2 separate regions of the Homo sapiens genome follow, and region 1 is linked to region 2. A link is a loop called in an ENCODE intact Hi-C map of the cell type or tissue named here. Cell type or tissue: heart left ventricle. All regions are shown on one strand. Links, peaks and the distances in the headings refer to the core of each region. The heading gives the core; the rest is flanking DNA.

Region 1 (5,369 bases), core at 97-5,096, 67 kb after region 2:
CCAAATGTCCACTGTCGCGCCTCCTGTTGTCACGGGATCCTTGGGGTGTCACTTTGCCCACTGGAAACCTCTGTGGCTGGTGGTGCCTTCTGCCCGAGTACTGCTCATGCCCACTGGGCTTGTTCTGCCCACTTGGCCTGGCAGGTTGTGGTCAGCTCACACTACTGGCCCGGATCCCACACCTGCCAAGGGTGAGCCAGGTGCAGAGTGGCAAGGGGTATGTGAGCGAGTGAGTGTGGGGTCTAGCCACTGCACACAGTCAGGCATGCAGGTTGCTGCGGCAGGGCAGGTGGCAGCTTTAGATGCTGGCTCCATGCAAGGCTGCAGCTGGACCAGCTATACCACACGTGTCTGGACAAGGGGAACATGGTGGTGCCCAGAAGCTTGGAGACGCCAGGAACCGTAGAGCCCCAAAGAGGGTGTCACAGCCCTGGCTCATGGAGCCCCTAGGTCTGGGCTCCCTGGAGGGCCCCACAGCTCTTCTCTCCTTCTTGTCACCCACAATGTGGCAAGCAGGGGACCATGTTTCAGGCCTCTTTGTGTTACAGCCCTTTCAGTCCCACCATTCAGCAGGTCCTGAGTTCTTGTCCCGCATCCAGGAAAAATGAGGTATGCAGACAACTGGAGGGTGAGCAAGGTGGAGAGGAGCTTCATTGAGTGATAGAACAGCTCTCAGGAGACCTGTAGTGGGTAGCTCCTTTCCACAGGTGGGTGGGTCATCCTGATGAGTGTCCAGCTCTCAGTGGAGAGGAGACCCATGGTGGGTAGCTCCTTTCTGCAGGTAGGTTGGCCCAATGGCTGTCCAGCTCTCAGCAGAAAGGAGACCTGTAGTGGGTAGCCCCTTTCTGCAACTGGTAGTCCCAACACCTATTCACATCTGGCTGAGTCCAGGTTTTATGGGCTCAGAAGGGAGGAAATATGTGCTGATTTGTCCATGGGTGGCTATGGGTGGGCCTGGAAAAAGCACCATAAGTTCTCACTCCAGGGCATGGACTCCACCCAGAACTGGCAGCCTGGCTTCAGGACATCCCTGGCCTGAAGGTGGGGTTTCATCAGAGACCCACCCCTTTTCACCCAGGAGCCTGTCTGCCTCCTGCCACCATCAACGTGCCACCCAGGCTATTTGTACCAAGGGGTGCCCGGAGGCCTGTACCGAGCTTCCCTTGGCGCCCCCACCTTGGTCTCCCTCCTGTGCTCACTGGTGCCCAAAAGTCTGGAGAGAACTGAAGCAGGAGGGGCTGGCACGTTGGTGGTGCCCTGATCATGTGCACACCCACAGGGTTGTGACAACACCAGGCTCAGCTTCAACTTTGCTCCAAAATTGGAGCGTGTGCTGGGAGAGGGGAGAGGCCAGGGAGCAAGAGCAGACACTTCTGAGCCTGAAGGAGCATAGTGGCTTCCTGGCCCACTGAGAGGACAGGGATGCCCTGGTCCAGAGCCATGGCTGGGTGGCTGTAGCTGCACCCAGGAGTCCAGGGCTCCTGCCCTGCCAACTCAGTAGGGGGCGGGGCTCCTGCATGTTTCTAGCCCCCACTGGCTTCACAGTGTGCGCAGCCCTGGACTCACCTTTCCCACTGCAGCTAGCATTCCCACAGTGGCTGCTCCAGACAGGCCAATGCCACCATCACTGCTACACTACATTTGTCTCCTAGATTGCCCCTGTGACTTAATGGGGAGTTGCCTGTGATCAGTTGACAGAAGGGAAGACTTAGGCCTGGTTCTGCATGAACATATGCACCACCCAAGAGTGCTGCAGCACTACAGCCCCTTTCTGTGACATCCCTGAAGGACAGTGATGAAGGAAAGCACTCTCAGTGGACATAACTTATATTTTTAAATTTTTTATTAAGAGACAAGGTCTCCAGTCTCTTTGGTCTAGCCTGCAGAAGTGAGATGATGAAGGGAACGTCATTGTTTTGAAAGCATTGCAATAAGACACACATGTTGTGCCACTGCCATGGCTCTAAGGCCTAGCACCTTCAGAAGTCTACTTGTGACAACTATGACTACCCTGCCAAGTGCAAGAGAAAGTGTAACTGGAGTGCAAAGGCTAAAAGACAAAATACCACCAGGACTGATTGCATGAAGCACCTGAAAATTGTATACCACAGATTCAAGCATGGATTCTGTGGAGGAACACCACCTAAACCCAAGAGAGCAGCTATTGCAGCAACTAGTTTATCTGAAGAATTTCAATGATTTTTCACTATTATTGTCACTATTATTATTTGTCAATAAATGCCATGGTTTAACAAAATCTAAAAAAGAAATAAAAAGAGATGGGATCTCACTTTGTTACATGACCAACAGGTTCATATGCCTCCTGCACAGTAATAGACCAATTACAGTGAGACAGCAGGGATGCAGAAGAGAAAACATTTAATTATCATGGGCAGCCAGATGCGGAGCTGGGAGGAGATTCTCAACTTCATGTCCTCTAGGAGTTCTGAGCTGGGGTTTTTAAGGGGATTGTGGAGGATGAGAGGCTGGAGAATTGGGATCGTTGATTGGGCAGCACAAGAGAGATAAAATAATCAGGACGTGGAAACTGCATTCTTTGGTGAGTCAGCTCCTCATGGGGTCCTTCAGACCAGCTGGTGTCGGTGGGGTCCTTTAGACCAGCTAGTGTCAGTGGGTCCCTTCAGATCAGCTGGCATTATGGGGTTCTTCAGATTAGTTGAGTCAGTGGGGTCCTTCAGATCAGCTGGTATCAATTGGGTCTTTCAGACCAGCTGAGTCAGACCAGCTGGGGTCCTTCAGATCAGCTGGTGTCAGTGGGGTCCTTTAGATCAGCTGCTGTCAGTTGGGTCCTTCAGACCAGCTCAGTTACTGGGGTCTATTAGACCAGTCAAGTCAGTGGGGTTCTTCAGATCAGCTGGTGTCTGTGGGGTCCTTCAGATCAGCTGGAGTCAGTGGAGTCCTTCAGATCAGCTGGAGTCAGAGGAGTCCTTCAGATCAGCTGAGTCAGTGGGATCTTTCAGACTAGCTGAGTCAGTGGGATCGTTCCAATCAACTGGTGTCAGTGGGGTTCTTCAGATCAGCTGAAGTCAGTGGCGTCCTTCAGATCAGCTGGTATCAATTGGGTCCTTCAGATCAGCTAAGTCAGTGGGGTTCTTCAGATCAGCTAAGTCAGTGGGGTTCTTCAGATCAGCTGAGTCAGTGGGTCCCTTCAGACTAGCTTAGTCGGTGGGATCTTTCAGATCAGTTGGTGTCAGTGGGGTCCTTCAGATCAGCTGGTGTCAGTGGGATCCTTCAGATCAGCTAGTATCAGTAGGGTCCTTCAGATCCACTGGAGTCAGTGGGTCCTTTAGACCAGTTGAATGAATGGCATTCTTCAGACCAGTTGAGTTAGTGGGACCCTTCAGACCAAGTTAGTCAGTGGAATCTTTCAGATCAGCTGGTGGCCATGGGGTTCTCAGCTGAATAGTTTCCTCAGAATGCAGGACCTGAAGGACCATCTCAAAGGGAATTTTTTTTATTTTTTTAATTTTTTTAATTTTAGAGACAAGGTCTCACTATATTGTTCAGGCTGGTCTCAAAGTCCAGGGCTCAAGCAATCCTTCCACCTCAGCCTCCCAAAGTGCTAGGATGACAGGCACAAACCGCCTCACCTAGCTCAAAGGGAAATCTTAATGTTTCATAATATTTAGGTGTTATCTATAGGATAGTTTAGGGGAATAATTTAAGGTCTACATGATTTTAGGACAATAGGCACCAAACAACCATGAAGAAGCAGATCAGGGAGCAGGCTGACCTATTGATCAATGCTGAGTGTGCTGCAAGCTGGGTTAATTTTCATTTATCCCCTATCTTCTTCCTTGGTTACTTTTATAAAATTTATAGGGTCAGTGTCAGCTATGTTCGTAGGGTGGTCTTGAGCTCCTGGGCTCAAGCAATCCTCTGCCTCACCGTTCTGAGTTGCTGGGATTACAGGCTTGCACCATGCACGTGGCCCAGTGGGCAGAAGTTTAAGCAGTTTAAGTCCGTTCACTTTTCTTGAAAAGATAGACACCAGATGTGCAAGTATATTCTGATTCATGTTCTGTGGTCAATGGTTTGGATGGATGATCAGGGACTTGGAAGGAACATGATTGGATAATTGGTGACAAGGAAATTTGGGGAAGAGGTATATGGATAGACATCTTGAATGGGAAAATAAAGATATTTGTGTCCCATGTGAATGCTTACTAGAGGGTAATCTCAGAAGTTATCTATTAAAATAATAAATTGATTGGATAACCCATTCTGTAGATACCAGTTAGCCTTATTCTCTAGGAACCCCTGCCGTTGCCCAGTGGGCTCATGAATAAAGTGGCCATGGTGGCCAGGATGGACATTATGCATGGGCTTAGTAACATGGACTTCCACTCACCAAGGCTGACCTGGCTACAGCCACTGCTGAATGCCCTATCTGCCAGCAGCAGAGACCAACACAGAGTCCCTGATATGGCCTCATTTCCCAGCATGATCAGCCAGCTACCTGATGGCAGATTGATTACATTAGACTATTTTCATCTTGGAAGAAGCAGTATTTTGTTCTCATTGGAACAGAAATTTACTCTGGATAACAATTTTCCATCCTTACATACACAGCTTCTGCCAAAATTACCATTTGTGGACTTATAGAATGCTTTATCCATTGTCATGATATTCCACTCAGCATTGCTTCTGATTTAGGAACTCACTTCTCAGCAAAAGAAGTGTAGCAGTGAGCCCATCCTCATGGAATTCACTGGTCTTACCATGTTTCATGAACCAATGGGCTTGATAAGATGATAGGATTATTTGAAGATGCAGTTACAGCACCAGCTAGATGGCAATATATTGCAGGGCTGCAGCAATATGTTCTCCAGGGGGCTAAATGTGCTCTGAATCAGCATCCATCATATGGTGCTGTTTCTCCCATAGCCAAGATTCACTGGTTCAGGAATCAAGGGGTGGAAAAGGGAGCAGCACCACTCACTATTATCTCTAGTGACCCACTAGCAGGATTTTTGCTTCCTGTTTCTGAAACCTTATGCTATGCCAGTCTACTGGTCTTAGTTCCAATGGGAATAATTCTCCCACCAAGAGACAGCAATGATTCAATTGAACTGGATCTTAAGACTGCCACCCAGTCACTTCACCCTCCTTATACCTCTGAATCAACAGGCAAAGAAGGGAATTACTGGGCTGGTTGGTGATTGATCCTGTCTACCAAGGGGAAATTGGACTGCCTCTTCACAATGAAGGTAAGGAGGAACATGCCTGGAATACAGGAGACCCCTGAGAGCATCTCTTAGTATTGTCATGCCTGTGATTAATGTCAATGGAAAACTACAACAGCCCAATCCAGGCAGGACTACTAATGGCCCAGTCCCTGCAGGAAT
Region 2 (5,369 bases), core at 262-5,261:
TGGCTGGCGCTGGGAGGGAAGGGGTTAAGGCAGTGGGGGGGCAGCCTATGGCAGGAGGACACACCTGTGCGCAGGGTGGCAGGCGGGGCCCAGGTAAGGAGCCTGCGCTGGCTGCCCGGCAGGCGGAGAAGGAAGGAGGAAGAGCGGAGGCCAGGGCGGGCTCTAGGCCGTGGAATCTGGGGCCTTAAAGCCCCTTCGTCTCCCCAGCACCCACTCTCTGGGGGCAGGTGGGCCCGGTGACAGGTAAAGGCCACCAGGGGAGAGGTCCTGGGCTGAGCTTGGGACTGCAGAGGGGGGATGAGGGTGGGTAAATCGGTGTGTGTCGCGGGTCGGGAAAGGCTGCCGGGGGTAGGGGAAGGTGGCTCAGAGGCGGCGGGCCGACGGTCGAGGGGCTTCGGAGGGCCTGCTTGGACTGCAACCTGGGCCTCGTGATCAGCGACCCAGGGTGTGGCTGGTGGCGGGCAGCAGGGCTCACCAGGAAGTGTCCCCAGGGACTCGGGTGGTGGGGGGATGGGAGCCAGGGATCTGCAGCTTTTCCGCAGGGATCCTGGGCCTGAAGCTGCCTGACCCAAGGTGGGCGGGCTGGGCGGGGGCCCTCGTCTTACCCAGCAGTGTTTGGGTGCGGTTGGGAGTCTCTAATACTGCCGGGTAATGATGGAGGCCCCTGTCCCTGTGTCAGCAACATCCATCGCCTCAGGTCCCCAGCCCTTAGCTGGCTGCAGCCCCCTCCCCACTTCCCACGCACCCCGGAAGCCCCTCGTCTTGAGCTGAGAGCGTTGCACAAGGGGTGGTTCTTGTTGGCTGGCTGCCACTAAGGGACACAATGGGCCCCAGCCCCTCCTCCCACCCAGTGCGATTTGTCACCTGGTGGATCCAGAACCCACAGTCGACCTTGAGCTTGGGGTTGGCTCGCCCCCTCTCAAGAGACCTCACCTGGCCTGTGGCCAGGGTCCCCTGTAGCAACTGGTGAGCGCGCACCGTAGTTCTCTGTCGGCCGGCCCTGGGTCCATCTTCCAGTACAGTGTTGGATGGTCTAATTGTGAAGCTCCTAACACTGTCTGGTAAAGATGGCTCCCGGGTGGGTTCTCTCGGCAGTAACCTTCAGGGAGCCCTGAAGACCATGGAGGACTACTGACCAACAACCTCTGACCTTCACCCCTCTGGATGGGGGACGAATCACTAGGCAAAGGGGAACAATGGGAAGGAGACAAAATGGCTGCCTTTACAGCTGCAGCAAGATGTGGAAACACTGGTTCCCTAGGCACCTCCATTGTCTTCCCGCCTTGGGAGCATGAAATAAATAAAGTGTGAAGGGGAACATGAGGAAGACTGATCCAAGTCACTTGACCTGTCTTTTGTCTAGTTGTTTATCTCATCTTAGCCTCCCAGCAACTCAGGATTGGGGCTGCGACGTCTGCTTTGTCTTTCATGATACTCAACCCCAAGCAGAGAAAAATATCTTAAAAATCGAAGCAGATTAACCCAGTCCCTCTGTTCAGATCCACCTGCTGCCCTATCTGCATTTGGCAGTTCCTGGACATACTTTGCACCTATGTTTTGTCTGAGTTCCACATCTTCCTTGTCTCCCCGCAGGGATGGGAAATGGGCAGTAGTGGGAGATTCAGGTATAAACGGTGGCTCTGTTTCTCTGGTGCCTGAGATTCGGGAAGGCCTGTCTTGGGAAGATAAGTGTCAGCTTATCTGTGGACTGAACAGACAGGCACCTGTTCTGTTGGCCCCGGAACTGCGGGCATGAAAAGCCCACCTCCCCAGGGGAGGCCTGTTAGCTAGCAGCTCCTCACGCCTGGTGACTGAGAAATGGAGTCTGGGGGGCCTACAGCAGGCCACGCGATCCACTGGGCTTCTGGGCACAGAAGTGCCTCAACAGGCACAGGCAGGCTCCCCACAGCCACAAGGAACCCTGCTGCCAAGGAAGCAGCTCCTGTTGGGGTCATCAGATTTTTAATCTGGCTCAGCAAAGCCATGGCTGTCCAGCCTTAAAAAAATGGGTGATGTGGGAGAAATGGAGGGTGTGTGAAGAGCACAGCTGGGCCTCGAGAACTCAGGGCCAGCCTTCCCAGCTTGGGTCCTGTTTCGGAGCCCAGGCCTTGCTTCCCCTTAGCCGCCCCAGCCAGATTCTTTTGCGCCCCCTGCTGGCACACACAAAGACAGACCCAGGAGCGCACATGTGAACGTGCGCATGCTTGCTGCCAGTTACCCAGTTCATGAACACGTGAAGCCTTGACTTCAGGTTAAGTAATAAAAATTTATTGAGAATTCCTGGGTTGGTGTTTATCTCCTCCCAGCCTTGAGGGAGGGAACAACACTGTAGGAAATCACTGAGAAATCACGCACTGTCCCCAACAGCCCCAGTTAACACAGGGAGGAGGAAAGTAATTCCCCAGAAAAGGGGCTAGTCTTCAGTCTTCCTTAATCCAAGAGGGGTTCAGGGAACCGGTGTGGGGGACCATCGCATGATACTGGGGCGGGGTAGGGCTGTGCTGGACCCCTGGCTGGCTCCTCAAAAACTGGAGAAGCAGATCCACTTCCTCTGGGGGTGGAGTTCTTGGTGACTAGGCTCATTTCTTACCCTTGATGAGGCTGTCACTGTAGGAAAAAAAAGATAGATAATGACATTATTAGGGGACATAAATGTGAGAGGCAGGACACTCTAGGCCATTCCCTCTACGACCCTCCTACCCTGATTGAGGGTTTGTCTTCGGGGAGGTGGGAAAGGGGGTAGGGTAGGAGGCGGGTACTGGAGAAGGTGGCCTGCAGGACCCCACAGAAGCAACAACAGCTTACCTTCCCCTGTGGTGCCAGATCGCCAGATGAACAAGAAACAGAGAAGAGAAATGCACATGTTAATTGACAGCTTCAGGCCCCACTCAGCTTTGAACCCTCCTTTGCTCCCAAGAGAAAAGATAAACAGGGTTGACAGCCAGGAATCTCAGGCTCATGAAAGGAGGAGGCATGTTCTCATGGCCACTGCTATTTCTCATCTCCTTTCCTAACATCCCTCCATTCACCAGAGGAGTTTGAGGGCTCTTGAGTAAGAAAACTGAGTATCATCTTTCATCACTTTTTGGTTAGATGAAAACTTTATAATTAAAGTGCTTTTTATGTGAATAATCCTATTTGATCTCATAAAATCAATCCTATGAGATGCAAGATAGAAACTGTCAACCACCCCCTTTTCTAATTTTGGTTCAATGTCTCTGAGCCATATGAATAGCTGTAGCAGGCTCCAGAGCCCAAACAACCAGACTCAGGTCCCACGTTCTTGGTGATACCCCACAGTGTGGCCACATCTCTCACCTGGTGAAACTTTCATCCTGTAGGTTCAGCACAAGGTTGTCAGCTGTGAGATAGATACGATTCTGTGATGTGGCGATCTACAGGGCAGGAAATAAGACAGATGCTTGCATTAAGCAAAGACCTCAATTCCGACCCCTGCAATTCAGCAGCTACTTAACATGGAACACATGCAGATTAGGGCAGGGGTGCAGCAATGAGTAACACATGGTTTCTGCTCGCACTTAGGGATCCAGAGCGCTGAGCAGCAGCTATGATTAGAACAAAAGGTCAGGGAACCCAGAGGAATCATTCTTGACAGGAGGAGTATCGGAGAAGCCAATTTTTTATTTATTTATTTTTGAGACGGAGTCTTGCTCTGTTGCTCAGGCTGGAGTGCAGTGGCATGATCTCAGCTCACTGCAACTTCCGCCTCCTGGGTTCAAGTGATTCTCCTGCCTCAGCCTCCTGCGTAGCTGGGAATATAGCTAAACGCCACCACAGCGGGCTCATTATCTTTTGTATTTTTAGTAGAGATGGGGTTTCACCATGTTGGCCAGGCTGGTCTCGAACTCCTGACCTCAGGTGATCCACCCACCTTGGCCTCCCAAAGTGCGGGGATTACATGCGTGAGCCACCGCGCCGGCCAGAGAAGCCAATCTGAGTAGAAACCGGAACAAGCAAGGTTCGAATTCCCTCACCTCAATGTGCCTTAACTGAAAGCACTTTCTCAAGGCAGCCCCATCAGAGACGCTGGGCTGACACACTCACCGTCTTGGAGATATTCTGGGCTGCTCGAATCTTGCGAAGTTTGATGTAGCCAGGGTTCTTGCTCAGTGCTTCTCCAAGGTGAGGAGGGTTAAGGTACACGCAAGGGCAGGTCTCAATCCCTGGCCCTGTCCTTACCACACTCCCTTGCTCCAGTCCTCCTCTGGGCTGTCAGATCCAAGGTTGCGCTCAGGTGGCTTGTGCCCAGCCCTACCGTGGACCCCACCTGTGGGCCTCCCTGCAGGCTGCTGCCAGGAACTAGGGGCAGCACCAGAAATGAAGGCAAGGCCACCAATGCTATTGATCTGGCCTTACAGTGGGGAGTCATGGCTCAGGTACTACCACTAAGATTTCAGATCTCATCTGTAGTCCCCACCCCCAACAAGGAGCCAAGGGCCAGAGAGCACGGAGTCGCATTCGCCTTAGTCTCATCAGCCTGCCCATGAAGGAGAATGGGGAACTCAGGTGCCCTAGGGGCTGGGCTGAGATCTCTCCAGCAGAAGGATATCATCTTGGCAGCCTCGGCCTCACCCTCGGCCTGCACAATTTTCTGCCGCTGTTCCTGCTTTGCTTTTTCTACCAAGAATTGGGCCCGCTGGGCCTCCTGCTGGGCTGTGGTGGGAGAGAGTCAGGGAGACCCTGTCCTGGGTCAGGAGCCCCACCCATGGAGTCTTTCCTCCTCCTGCATCTCAGAAGCCCTCACCCCACGGCTCTTGCGACTCACCCACTTGTTTGGCTTCTACAGCAGCTGTGTACTCTCGGCTAAAGCTCAGCTCTGTGATGGCCACATCATCCAGGATGAGGCTGAAGTCCTTGGCCCTCTCTGTCAGCTCCCGGCGGATCAACAGGGATACCTGAGGGCAGGGGTGAAGAGGGGAAGGGAGGGGTGGTTTGAGGGGACTGGGGAGCTGAAAGGAAGGTTGCGACCCCTAACCCTTCACTCTCAATACAACATGCACTGCCTTAGCTTCCTGTCAGGCAAACCTGTAACATAAGCCTCTCTGCTCGAAGAGGTGCAGGAAAAGCCAAGACTTGGCCATTTTCCTCTGTGCTTCCTAACACCGAGTGCTATCGAGTTCTAATGCTGGCTCTCCTTATTTCACAGTGGCAATTAGCACAGCTTTTAGGTGGAAATGGCACTAGGGTGACAATGCTTTTCTAATAAGCTGCCTTTCCTAATTCCCAATACTCTGGGCCTAGGAAGGAAAGGCTGACACCACGCAGATGGTGGTGGGAGTCAGACCTGGGCCCGCTGGGTGATCAGCTGTGAGGCATTGAACTTGGCCACCACACTCTTGAGCACCTCG

The links. Hi-C counts contacts between places; a loop is a spot of excess contacts. Peaks named below come from ENCODE experiments on the same cell type or tissue, not always from the same donor. Only the 100,000 strongest peaks of a DNase experiment are listed, where the experiment ranks them.
Region 1: it touches region 2 in a loop (2.6-fold over the local background); 10 of 110 quality-filtered maps call a loop at or near these places.

The regions. Positions count from the first base shown.
Region 1 is chr12:7,030,215-7,035,583 of GRCh38, forward strand. It overlaps the pseudogene RPL37P20. Among named protein-coding and RNA genes, the nearest start is that of LPCAT3, 14 kb to the left of the region's middle. In heart left ventricle, for the core only: no CTCF peak of the experiment used is centred there; no DNase peak of the experiment used is centred there.
Region 2 is chr12:6,963,106-6,968,474 of GRCh38, forward strand. PHB2 (prohibitin 2) reads right to left here. Exons shown (of 10, transcript NM_001144831.2): 4 at 5,306-5,369; 5 at 4,787-4,916; 6 at 4,571-4,674; 7 at 4,066-4,143; 8 at 3,319-3,395; 9 at 2,806-2,811; 10 at 2,222-2,607. The coding sequence ends at 2,580. MIR200CHG (MIR200C and MIR141 host gene) reads left to right here and starts at 140. Exons shown (of 2, transcript NR_135032.1): 1 at 140-243; 2 at 1,096-1,342. MIR200C (microRNA 200c) reads left to right here and starts at 594; the gene lies at 594-661. It overlaps MIR141 (microRNA 141), which reads left to right and starts at 992; the gene lies at 992-1,086. It also overlaps SCARNA12. RefSeq lists enhancers at 1-54, 1,837-1,886, 3,958-4,458. In heart left ventricle, for the core only: CTCF peaks have their summits at 2,155 (motif pointing left) and 2,380; DNase peaks (open chromatin) are centred at 353 and 2,136; H3K27ac peaks cover 522 bases.